Regions from separate parts of the Homo sapiens genome. Here region 2 is linked to region 1. Evidence: chromatin contacts called from ENCODE Hi-C or POLR2A ChIA-PET data. All regions are on one chromosome and are shown on one strand. The core of a region is the stretch at or near the end of the contact, and the rest is flanking DNA. Distances in the headings are between cores, read along the strand shown. Region 1 holds the start of SRGAP3-AS2 (SRGAP3 antisense RNA 2). Region 2 holds the start of SRGAP3 (SLIT-ROBO Rho GTPase activating protein 3).

The links. A loop is a pair of places that touch in the nucleus more often than their neighbours do. ChIA-PET counts read pairs that join two places held with the same protein, here RNA polymerase II (POLR2A). Pooled maps may share reads with other maps.
Region 2: a loop to region 1 is called in a map of PC-3, with 4 times the contacts of the local background. The contact joins the promoter of SRGAP3 here to the promoter of SRGAP3-AS2 in region 1. A Hi-C loop is called at or near these places in 9 of 168 maps with a recorded cell type or tissue (CD4-positive, alpha-beta memory T cell, PC-3, Right ventricle myocardium inferior and 5 more) and 15 of 50 pooled maps. POLR2A ChIA-PET finds 5 or more read pairs at or near these places in 4 of 52 experiments (A673, GM12878 and WTC11).

Annotation. Positions count from the first base shown.
Region 1 is chr3:9,190,596-9,195,664 of GRCh38, forward strand. It overlaps SRGAP3-AS2 (SRGAP3 antisense RNA 2), which reads left to right and starts at 1,898. Exons shown (of 2, transcript NR_121664.1): 1 at 1,898-2,400; 2 at 3,131-3,858. All of the region lies in intron 1 of SRGAP3 (SLIT-ROBO Rho GTPase activating protein 3), which reads right to left.
Region 2 is chr3:9,247,162-9,252,230 of GRCh38, forward strand. It overlaps SRGAP3 (SLIT-ROBO Rho GTPase activating protein 3), which reads right to left and starts at 2,485. Exons shown (of 22, transcript NM_014850.4): 1 at 1,724-2,485. The coding sequence starts at 1,790. SRGAP3-AS4 (SRGAP3 antisense RNA 4) reads left to right here and starts at 2,595. Exons shown (of 3, transcript NR_146969.1): 1 at 2,595-2,660. RefSeq lists an enhancer at 2,264-2,503.

The sequences.
Region 1 (5,069 bases), core at 648-3,147:
GCTACCTGGGGTTACTCAACAACTGTTTTAGGGCACATTTCCTCCATCTTTTTGTTTCATTAGGTTTTAGTCGGTCAGCTATCTGGGGCCTGAATTAGGATTTCACACACATCCAGAGCCAAATGACAAAACAAACAAAAGAAGCCCTGTGACTAAAACAGAACTTGGGGTCAGCAGCTCAGTAAGGGTGGCCCCCTGGAAACAACTCCTGTGTAGGATCAAAGGAAAGTCAAGTGGTATGTCACATCCCAGGGCTGGGGACCCTTAGGGGAGGGGAGCCCCACTGCCTTGAGCTCAGCCAGTCACCCCTTTGTTCCACGACCTTGGCCTGCAAAGTTCTTCCCTCCCATCCCTGAGCAAAATCCTAAAGTTCCTTCAAGTTCTGGCCCAAGTGTCGACTTCTTTGGGAAGTCTTCCCTTACTCCATCCCTACCCCACCTCTTCTTCCTACAGAAAAAAAAAGAAGTTTCTCGTCCCCCTCCTCCACACTCTGTCCTCAGTTCCCAGCCCATCCCACAAGTCTCTGGAGACTGGGAGAGCATAGGTGTGGAGTCGCCCTCATTCACCACTTTAGAGAGACTGGAACAACATCAGCAGCCCTGTGGAGGCAAGCCCAGGCCCAGGCACTATGGTCTCCCGGATTATAATGATTCACACACGGAAAACATTGGAGAGAAAAAGCTGAAAAGGAATATGCTGCCCAAATTTCTCTACCATGAGCAAGTATTGCTTTTATCATTGGAAAAACATAAAATAAACATTTTAATGGACTGCACATTTCTCACGCTAAAGGAGCTAATGGTGTTTCCTATTGTGTGGAAAACAGACCTGAACCCATCCACAGGATGCTGAAGAATCCACAAATTACGGCACGCATTGACAGTGCCTATGTACATGGGAAGGAGGAAACTCAGCCTGCCTGGGGCATCAGGGAAGGCTCCACACAGGACAGGATGAGTGAGAGCTCTCCAGTTAGACTAGGGAAGATGAGGCAGAAGGGAATTCAAGGCAGAAGGAACAGTATGGTCAAAGGCAGAGTCATGAATGTGCAAGCTAAATAATATGGCTGGAATGTGGGAGATATGGGAGATGATATCATTTGGATGGGTGTCCCCGTTCAAATCTCACATTGAACGATAATCCACAGTGTTGGAGGTGAGCCCTGGTAAGAGGTGACTGGATCATGGGGGCAGATTTCTCATGAATGATTAGCACCATCCCCCTTGGTACTGTTTTCACCACAGTGAGTTCTTGTGAGTTCTGGTTATTTAAAAGTGTGTAGCATCTCCCCCCTCACTTTCTCTCACTCCTGTTTTTGCCATGTGATATGCCTACTCCCCTTTCAGGTTCCACCATGATCGTAAGTTTCCTGAGGCCTCCCCAGAAGATGTTGGCACCTCATTTCCTGTAAAGCCTGCAGAACCATGAGCGAATTAAATCTCTTTTCTTTATAAATCACCCAGTCTCAGGTATTCCTTTATAGCAATGCAAGAATGGCCTAATACTGGAGAGAATCGTGGATGTGAGGTATGCAATAAAAGGTTAACTCCACTAGCTTGGGGTCCTCAAACTCTGCACCTTCCAAAGAAAGAACTGGCCCTTGACCAGCCCCCGGGAAATAACCTCTGAGCCCTTGGAATATCGTGCCTGATGGAATAGAGTATCTTTGTATCGCTGGGGCTTTGGGCCACCCCACATAGTTTATGCTAACAGTGTAATTCATGATAAAGGCCTGTTTTTGTTTACCTGGAGTCCCAGCCCATGCTGTATCGGTTTGATTCCAGGCATGCAGGGGTTGCATAGAGACTGAGTAGCCAAGGTCAGTCACGTGGGTGACTCATACCTCCGTGACTGACTCCCTTCTCCTAACAAAAACCCTGGACACCAAGGGGCAGTTGGGTTTCCCTGCTATGTTTTGTCACACATCATTGCTGGGAGAGTTCAGTGCTATCCAAGTGACTCCCCCGGGAGAGGACAACTGGAAATTTATGCCTGGTGTCTTCCTGGACTCCGACCTATGCACCTTTTTCCTTGGATGATTTTAACCTGTCTCCTTTTGCTGCAATGAACCATAACCATGAGTATATCAGCTTTTCTAATTTTTGTGAGTCCCTCAAGTGAATTATCAAACCTAAGGTAGTTTTGGGACCCCCATCACAGAGAGTCAAACAGGGGCAGGGCAAGAAGAGCTGCTTTTCCTGGAAGGCTAATGAGTCTGAACTTCGCCCTGGAGGTAATCGTTATAGTAACTCCAGGCTCTAACCTGGAGCTGACATGATAAGGTCAAATGTACACCTCTAGAAGACTTCCGACTGCAGAGGGGAATGGATGGGGGAGCTGAGGGAGGAGAGCTGAAGCAGGAAGACCATGGCCTGGAAAGAGATGGCTGAACCAGTCCAGGTAAGAGCTGGTGGGCCCTTGGTAGTGGGCAGTGGCCACGGCAAAGGACTAAACTCAAGAGACAGAAAATAGATACAACAAGACTTGCCAGCCAATTAGACTGTGGGGTGAGGGAGACAAGTCAAGGACGACTCCCAGATTTCTGGCCTGGGCAATTGGAGGGATGATGAAGTCAGTCACTGAAGTGAGAAATCCTGAGTGGGGAAGCTGATGTTCAGGGGCTTGAGGGAGGTTCTGACCCCCAAGCCCAGCCTGGTACTTTCACTGTGTTCATTTCTACAATTCAGGAACCATCCGATTGCTCTTTTTTCTCTCCTTGAAGCCATCCCCTTAGCCCTCTGCCCACAGTGATCACTAACTGATTGCTCCTCCTTAAAAGCCACCGAAAAGTGTGCTTGGCTGATCTCCCTGACCTCAATTTCTCTGCTGGCAGAATCACAAGAAAGGCATCAGCACCTTCTGTGAAATGGGGAGCCATGCAGAGGAGGTGCCCAGGTGGGTGGCAGGGGCCTAAATAAACCACAGCTATGCGAGGAGGTTTCAAACACCAAGTGCTGGCGGGAGATGGGGATCCTGGGCCAGACCCTGGGGAGGTGGGACTAAGATCCCTGTGACACTGGGTTGGAGTTGGGGGCAGGGTTGAAGGAAATCATGAGAAACAAAGGCTCTGGGGGCTGCACAGAACGTCTCCCCTTGGCCTGGGGCTAAGCTGCACTTTATGCATTTCCAGGTGGCGAGGAGTCCATGTCAGCTGCCGTCATCCACACCACAGATCAGACATGGCAAAGAGTGGCCAGGCCTTCTGAGTGAAGGTGATCCAACCTGTCACCAAGCCTAAGGGCAAATCCTGGCTGTGCTGTGATGGCTCCAACAACCCCAAACAGCAGCGCAGAGGCTGCAGCCGCCCTCGGAGGCAACACTGGGAAACGCTCATTAGCAGCCTTCCATTGCTCACCCGCCCCATCCCACCTCTGTGCATCCCAGATCATCAGCGAAGTGCACAGCTGGCTTCCATCCTCGGAGCCTTCCTCCTTCATTTGCCTATTCAACAGTTACAAAGGCCTGAGTTGCAAAGGGGCTTACAACCCATTCCACCCAGAAGAAAGAGAACTGAGACTGAGCAAGACAGAGAATAGGTGGAAGGGGAGATGAAACCAAGCAATCTCTAGATCCCAAATGGGGACCCTGATGTAGCAAGAGCCTCTTTTAAATCCTTTTCCAATAGGGTAATATGGAAAATAGTTGAAAGCACAAGCCAAGTGGGGCTGGAATCCCAAATGGGCCATTTACTAGCTGTGTGACTGGACAAGTAATTTCATATTTCTGGGCCTCGATTTTTCTCATCTGTAAAATAGAAAAAAAAAAACCTATGTCATAACGTTGATAAACAGATTAGATGAGCTAAGATCTAAAATGTCTTCTATTCAGTAGGTGCTCAATAAATGTTATCTATTTTTACGATTGAGTCTCTAAGTCTGGAGATTAAGGAGGAAAGTTTCACATGCTGGGTTCTGCAGGTAATACAGTGAGACATGGTTTCTGTACTCATGCTCCTAACTTAGGTGGCAACAGCTGAGAGGATAGTCTGAGGCTGTGCAGGGCTGAAAGCCTCCTGAGAGGTCATCTGATCCCCTATTTTCATGGGTGAGAAAACAGAGATGTAAAACAACCTTCTCCCAAAGTCAACAGCAAGATAGTGCCAAAGTCAACACTAGAACCCAGGGCTCCAGGCTTCTATTGTTCTTTCCCCTCCAATAAAAACCTAATGACAGGATGCCACAAGTCAGGACGTGAATAAAATTTCAAATAACTTGCCATAGAGAACACTGTGCCCTGTCCAGATCCCTGTTCCCAGGCCATGTACCATCCCTTGGCTGCTTTGGGTGGTGGCTACCAGTGGCTCACAGCTGCCCTGTCCTCTGGAGAATTGCCACCCCCACCGTCCCCACACCCAGCTGATGAGGGAGATTATACCCAGTGCTGTGTTGGCAAATGTTTAGCAGCCACTTTCTGGTGGGGTAGGAGGAGCCCTGGCTTGAGTATTTGCCACTTTCCCTGGTGTAAATATTCCCACCATGGCCGACTCCAAGCTCCCAGCAAGACATCACCGAAGGTGGAGTTGTGGAGAGATGCACATAGCTCTCCATCACATAGTGTTTCCACCATAAAGATCCAATAACCAAAAATAACTGCAAGTGCACAGATTTTTAAAACTGTAGTAAAATAATTAGGAAGTGATGACTTTTGAATATGTATTTCCATTGTTTCAGCATTATTTACTTAATTATAACTTTACATGATTTAATTGTTAATAGTGGCTCACAACGTTCCTAAAAACGTGACCACCACAAGCTCGTAAGGGTCAGGTCCAACACAACACTGGTTTACCCCCACTCCCACCCTGCCAGCCTGAGGCCAGTGACTGATGACATGAGGATACAAAAAGCTGGCTGTTCATCTCATCTAGGGGTGAGGAACAACTTGTGGTGTGATTAATAGCAGAGCTCCCATGGATCAGGCCCAGACTAGGATTACCTGAAGCCACTTCCTCCCTCAGCTCCTCCCCCTCCCCATCCTTCTGTTGCCACCTCCTTACAGGTATTTCCAGAAAGGCACACCAATAAACAGCATGCACCCAAGGCCCCGTCTCAGGCTCTATTTCTAAAAAA
Region 2 (5,069 bases), core at 1,235-3,734, 57 kb after region 1:
TAATTGGCCAAATTCATTTTATAAAACATAAACTCCCTAAAAAGAGTCTATTCAAAGATTGAAACTAGGCTTTTGTATTGAGCAGTTGGGTGAATTAAAATCTCTGACCAATAAAGCGCTTATTTCTAAATTTTCAGCAAGGCTGAGACATCGTAAGTCACTGTTTTCCACATTGAACTGAAAAACCAAAGACAGGAGACCAGGGAAGAGCAGGGTTTTCTGCTCCTCTTGCCCTAGGATATGCCCAGAGGTGATGAGCACGCTGGGCTTTTGACCAGGACTAAAAGGCAAAAAGACTGTTGGTGAGACTGGAAAAAAAACAGATCCCTCCCCCCGTGGCTGCTCCACTCCCAAAGTTTCCCAAGCATCTGAAGCGTGTATGGCAGCTGCGGTGCCCAGCCTTCCCGCTGCTTTTAAGGAGGCCACCCAGCTCCCTGGGTCATTGGGTCTTCAGTTGCAGCAGCGCCCAGAAGCAGGTGTGGCAACCTCAGGTTGCTTGAGCCCCAAATACCCAACTTGCTCAACAGCCTGTGCATAACCTCAAAGATAGGCCTCAAGGTCCGCTGAAGATGCATTTTGTCTTTACTCTTTCTAGGAGAGGCCACAACACACCCTGTGTCGCAGCAAGGAGAACCATGACCAGAAAGAAAGCGGACGCCAAGAGGCACGAGCCCAGGCTTCCCACAGGGCACATCCTCAGAGAAAGGAGGAGCCTGCTGGATGGAGCTTTTAGATTTTCCTTGCCAAAGCTGAGCCTAGAACGTGTAGGGGTGGGAGAAGCCCCAGTCTGGCCTGAATGAGGATGCGGCAAGCCCGCATTTAGCCATGCAATTGTGTTCCCTTTCCTATTTCGCCTGGCTAGCGTGGATTTAGGGAGCGGCTTCTGAAAGAAGTATACACCCGGTGGCACAGAAGGTGCAACCAGCAGCCAGAGGTCATCTCGCCCTCCCGGCAGGCTTCTCCTGGAACCCCGGAAGCCAGGCAGCGCTGACCAGCCCAAACGGCATGCCGAGGTGTTGGCTTTGAATGAAAGCTGATGAACCTAAACGCCAGGGCACAGAGTGATTGGGCTGCACACTGCGAGATAATACATTTTCTGCACCAAGCTCCCTTTTTATGCCCAAATGCCTGCATTAGTCTGGATCAATATGCCCCATAACAGTTAATCCATGGCAACCCAGGCCAGCCCAGAGACACCGACAAAGAAGTGCCGCCCAGGGATGCTGCCTCGCTGTGCACATGCATGTGAATTCCGGCCCAGAGAAAGAGGCGGAGGCAAAACCACCACCACCAACAGAAACCAAAAAGGGGGAGGAAAAAAAGAGCAGATGGTAAAAAAATACCCCAATATTAAAGGGCTTTTACCATGGCAGGGAAGGGGTGGAGGTAGTGACTATCAAAATGGCCTTAGAGTGACATGTCACCGCCAAGATGATGGGGTATCAGCGACACTCCTAAAGTCAGGCATAGGATCCTCCTCACACACCTGCAATGCAGAGACTGCTGCCCATTCCATAATCCACACTCCCAGCCCCAGCGCTATCTGCAGTTGAAACCAGTCCGGACTTGTGCGGCTGCCACTGTTACTCCTCACAAAAAGATTATTGATGCATAACATTTCATAATGGCAGAGAGGAAAACGGGGGGCAGCGGGGGATGGGAACCAGAACAAGAGAAAAACGAAAGGGGAGGAGAAGGAAAACTCTCCCAGCCCGCATCTCACCTTTTATTTGGGCTTCATATTCAGCAATGATCTCTTTGTCTTTCTTGAACTTAGTTTGAGATGACATCTTCTGACGTGGCCAAAGGAACTGACAGGCTGTTTGATTTATTTCTCCTTTTCTTTTCGAGTCCTCTCTCAAGCCCTGGTAATCACACAGCTCTGGTCGATTTCACAGGTTTAGGGACTAATCTCTTTCACTTGGCTGCAGAGCAGGGAGAAAAATCCTTCTCCTTCTGGAAGGAAAAATCTCTTTACTTGCCGAGAAATGGCTCTAGTAGCTTGCCCTGGTCAGCTCCTCTTGCAAAAGAAGAATCACCCTAGGAGCACAGTAACCTGCCCCAGATTTTCAAAGATTTTTCTTCCAAAAATAATAATAATAGTAATAACCAAGCGCACTCACACACACATGCACACGTACACACACTCACGCATGCACAGGCACACTCACCGGGACACGCACACAGTTGTGCTGTGCACACAGGCATACACACACACACCCTCACACGCACACACACTCGCTGGATCACTCACACACACACATCCACGAGAGGCGCGGCGCCTCTTTGGTCGTGCAGCCAGCCCCTGGCTTGCTTTTGAAGGCTCTGCTAAGTCGATGGTCAGGTTGCCAAAGGGCCGGTCATCTCGCATCCTCCCTCCCTTCGGTGCCTCTGGTCTGATGTCCAGTGAGGATCAAAGCCAGGAGAGCGAGATGGAAGTTTTCCTGCTGCAACGCTTAAGCTCCGGTGAACACAAGGCTGGACTGCTCGCCCTGCAGGGCTGGCTGAGCTCTCCCCCACTGCTCACGTCACTAGACTCCGCCTCCCGGATTTTATAACAACTGACACATTGTAGCCTACAGGAGAGCAGAACTCACTGCAAGCAAAAAGGGGAAGAAACGCTCACAAAAGGGAAGGCAGCAGGAAAAGTAATCGGGTTGGTAAGTCTTGAGAGGCTTCTGCAAACTCCAAACATTAGCACTTGGGTTAGGGATTTTTCTTCCAAAAACTTAAGATCCTCCCTTTTTTTGCACTGTGCAATTTAATTCAGTTTCTGGAATCAACAGCTATATGATGGTTTGTCACTCTACTGGGATAGTCTAGCAGAGGGCCTGACCCATGTAGGGAAAAGCATCAATATTTGTTGAGCAGTTACTTGGTGGCAGAGACGATGCGAGGAGTTAAAGGCATGCAGCTTAGCAAAGCCACGCAGAGCAGGCACACTGGAGGCAGAACAGCTGGGTGGGTCATTGGCTTGTGGGGCTCTGGGCAAATTCATAAGTCAGACTGAGCCTCAGTTTCCTAGATAGTAAAATCAGCTCTCTTTGGAGGCTATGTTATTCATTCTTTCAACAGATATTTACTGAATGCTTACTATAGGTCTAGCACCGTTCTGGGTACAGGGATACAGCAATGATCAGAACTGGCACACACAAAAATCCCTGACCTTCTGAAGCTCCCGGGGCTCCACATCACACAACTCCAGCAGTTTCCACCATTCATGCTAATATTCTTAGTAAAAAGCACCCCTGGAGTAGAAAGCATTGTGAATGGTGCCCCCTGGAGTTGTACGAGGCAAGAGGCCCTGGGAGAGGAAGACCAAAAATAAGCACAGTAAGTATATTATATAATATCATACAAAATGTAAAGTGCTATGGGAAAAAATATTGCAGGGTAAGGAACATCGGGAATGAGAGGAGCTCTTGAAAAGATCAAAGAAAAATGCAAAGCTAAGCTTAGCACAGTCTCTGGTGCATAGCAAGCACTCAATAAACAGTAGCAACTGTTATTACCCTTTTATATCCCCCAACAACCTAACAACATAGGTATAAGCACCACTCTTTCACAGACAAAGGAGCAGAGGCTCAGATATGGGAAGTGACTTACCCAAGGTCACCAGCCTTCCAACCCAGGCTCAAAGTCTCCTGCATTCTACAAGGGAGACCAAACCCATTTCATGTGGAATTAAGGTAGAATAAGATTCATTCTGTAAAAACTGAGTCAAGCACTAAAGAGTCGCTGATCACTGGAATTTCATATGCTAAGATTGTCACTAATGTGTATTGGCCCCTGACTGTCCCCTGAGATAAATGTTCCCAAATTTCTCAAAATAGGTATAGTCTTCCATTTGCCTTTTTCTGAGTCTATAATAAATGATTCTGTTTGGACTCAGAAATGAATAGGTTATCCATGCTAGTCCATCAAGGCTTCCTAGAGGACATGGCAGCTGCAGTGGGCGTCCCCAGGCAAGTATGGCAAAGGGAGTGAGGCGGGGCAGGATGTTCTCCTGGAGCACACAGCATGAGCTGGGGCCCACAGGTGGCAAAGCACAAGACCTGCTTGGAGCAACGACAGGGAGAAGTCCAACTGGTGAATCATGGGGCTTATTATAGCCTTGTACCCGGAGGCAGGAGGTCACCAGTTCAGAAATAGATGCCACTGGCCCGCAGCCCTTGCCATCACCCCACTGCCTCACGCCTCCCCTGGACATGTTCAGGCCCTTTGCTGTCCTCTTCTAACTAGTTCAAACCCACAAAAGCCCCACGTTACCTGAGAAAGATGGGCACAGAGATTAACATCCCTGCTGCAAGTCTAGATTCTTCAAGAAAAATGAAAGTTAAAACCATACACCTTGGAGTACGACAGACTGGATCCTCTCCTGGCTCTGCCACGAGCCTTGAGCTCATGAGAACTTGAGCAAGTGGCTCAACCTGCTTGTGTGCCCACTGGTGGCAGGAACTCAGTAAATGTCAGCTATTTTCACCATTATTAAAATTTTAAATCCACAAATAGTTCTAGGAGACCTATGTGTAGGGTGCTGAGCCATGGAAATGTCACAAAAATGTCACAAAAAGCCATACAAAACCAAGGCCAAAGATGGTATAGCGCTCTGAGCTGACACCTGGCAGAGGCTGGGTTTTGGAGTAAGTCAGATGGTGGTTTACCTTCTGGCTCTGCTGTGCACCAGCTGTGTGTGGGGCTCATGGAGGAATACACCTTCTCTGAGTCTTGGTTTCCTCATCTGTCATAGGGTAGTGATCCACCCATGGCACAGGATCCAACACGATCATGGATTTAAAGTGCCTGGCATAGAGCAGAAGTCTCACAGACATAATTTCTTTTTTAGAGCTGTGGAAATGTGTTCTTCAACGTTGGAGGTGGGATCTGGTGGGCAGTGTTTGGATCATGGGGATGGATCCCTCAGGAATGGCTTGGTGTCCACCCCACGGTAATGGGTTCACAAGAGATCTGGTTGATGAAGAGTCTGGGACCTCGCTCCTCTTCCTTGCTTCCTCACTCACCATGTGATATGCCTGCACCTTCCACCATGATTGGAAGCTTCCTGAGGC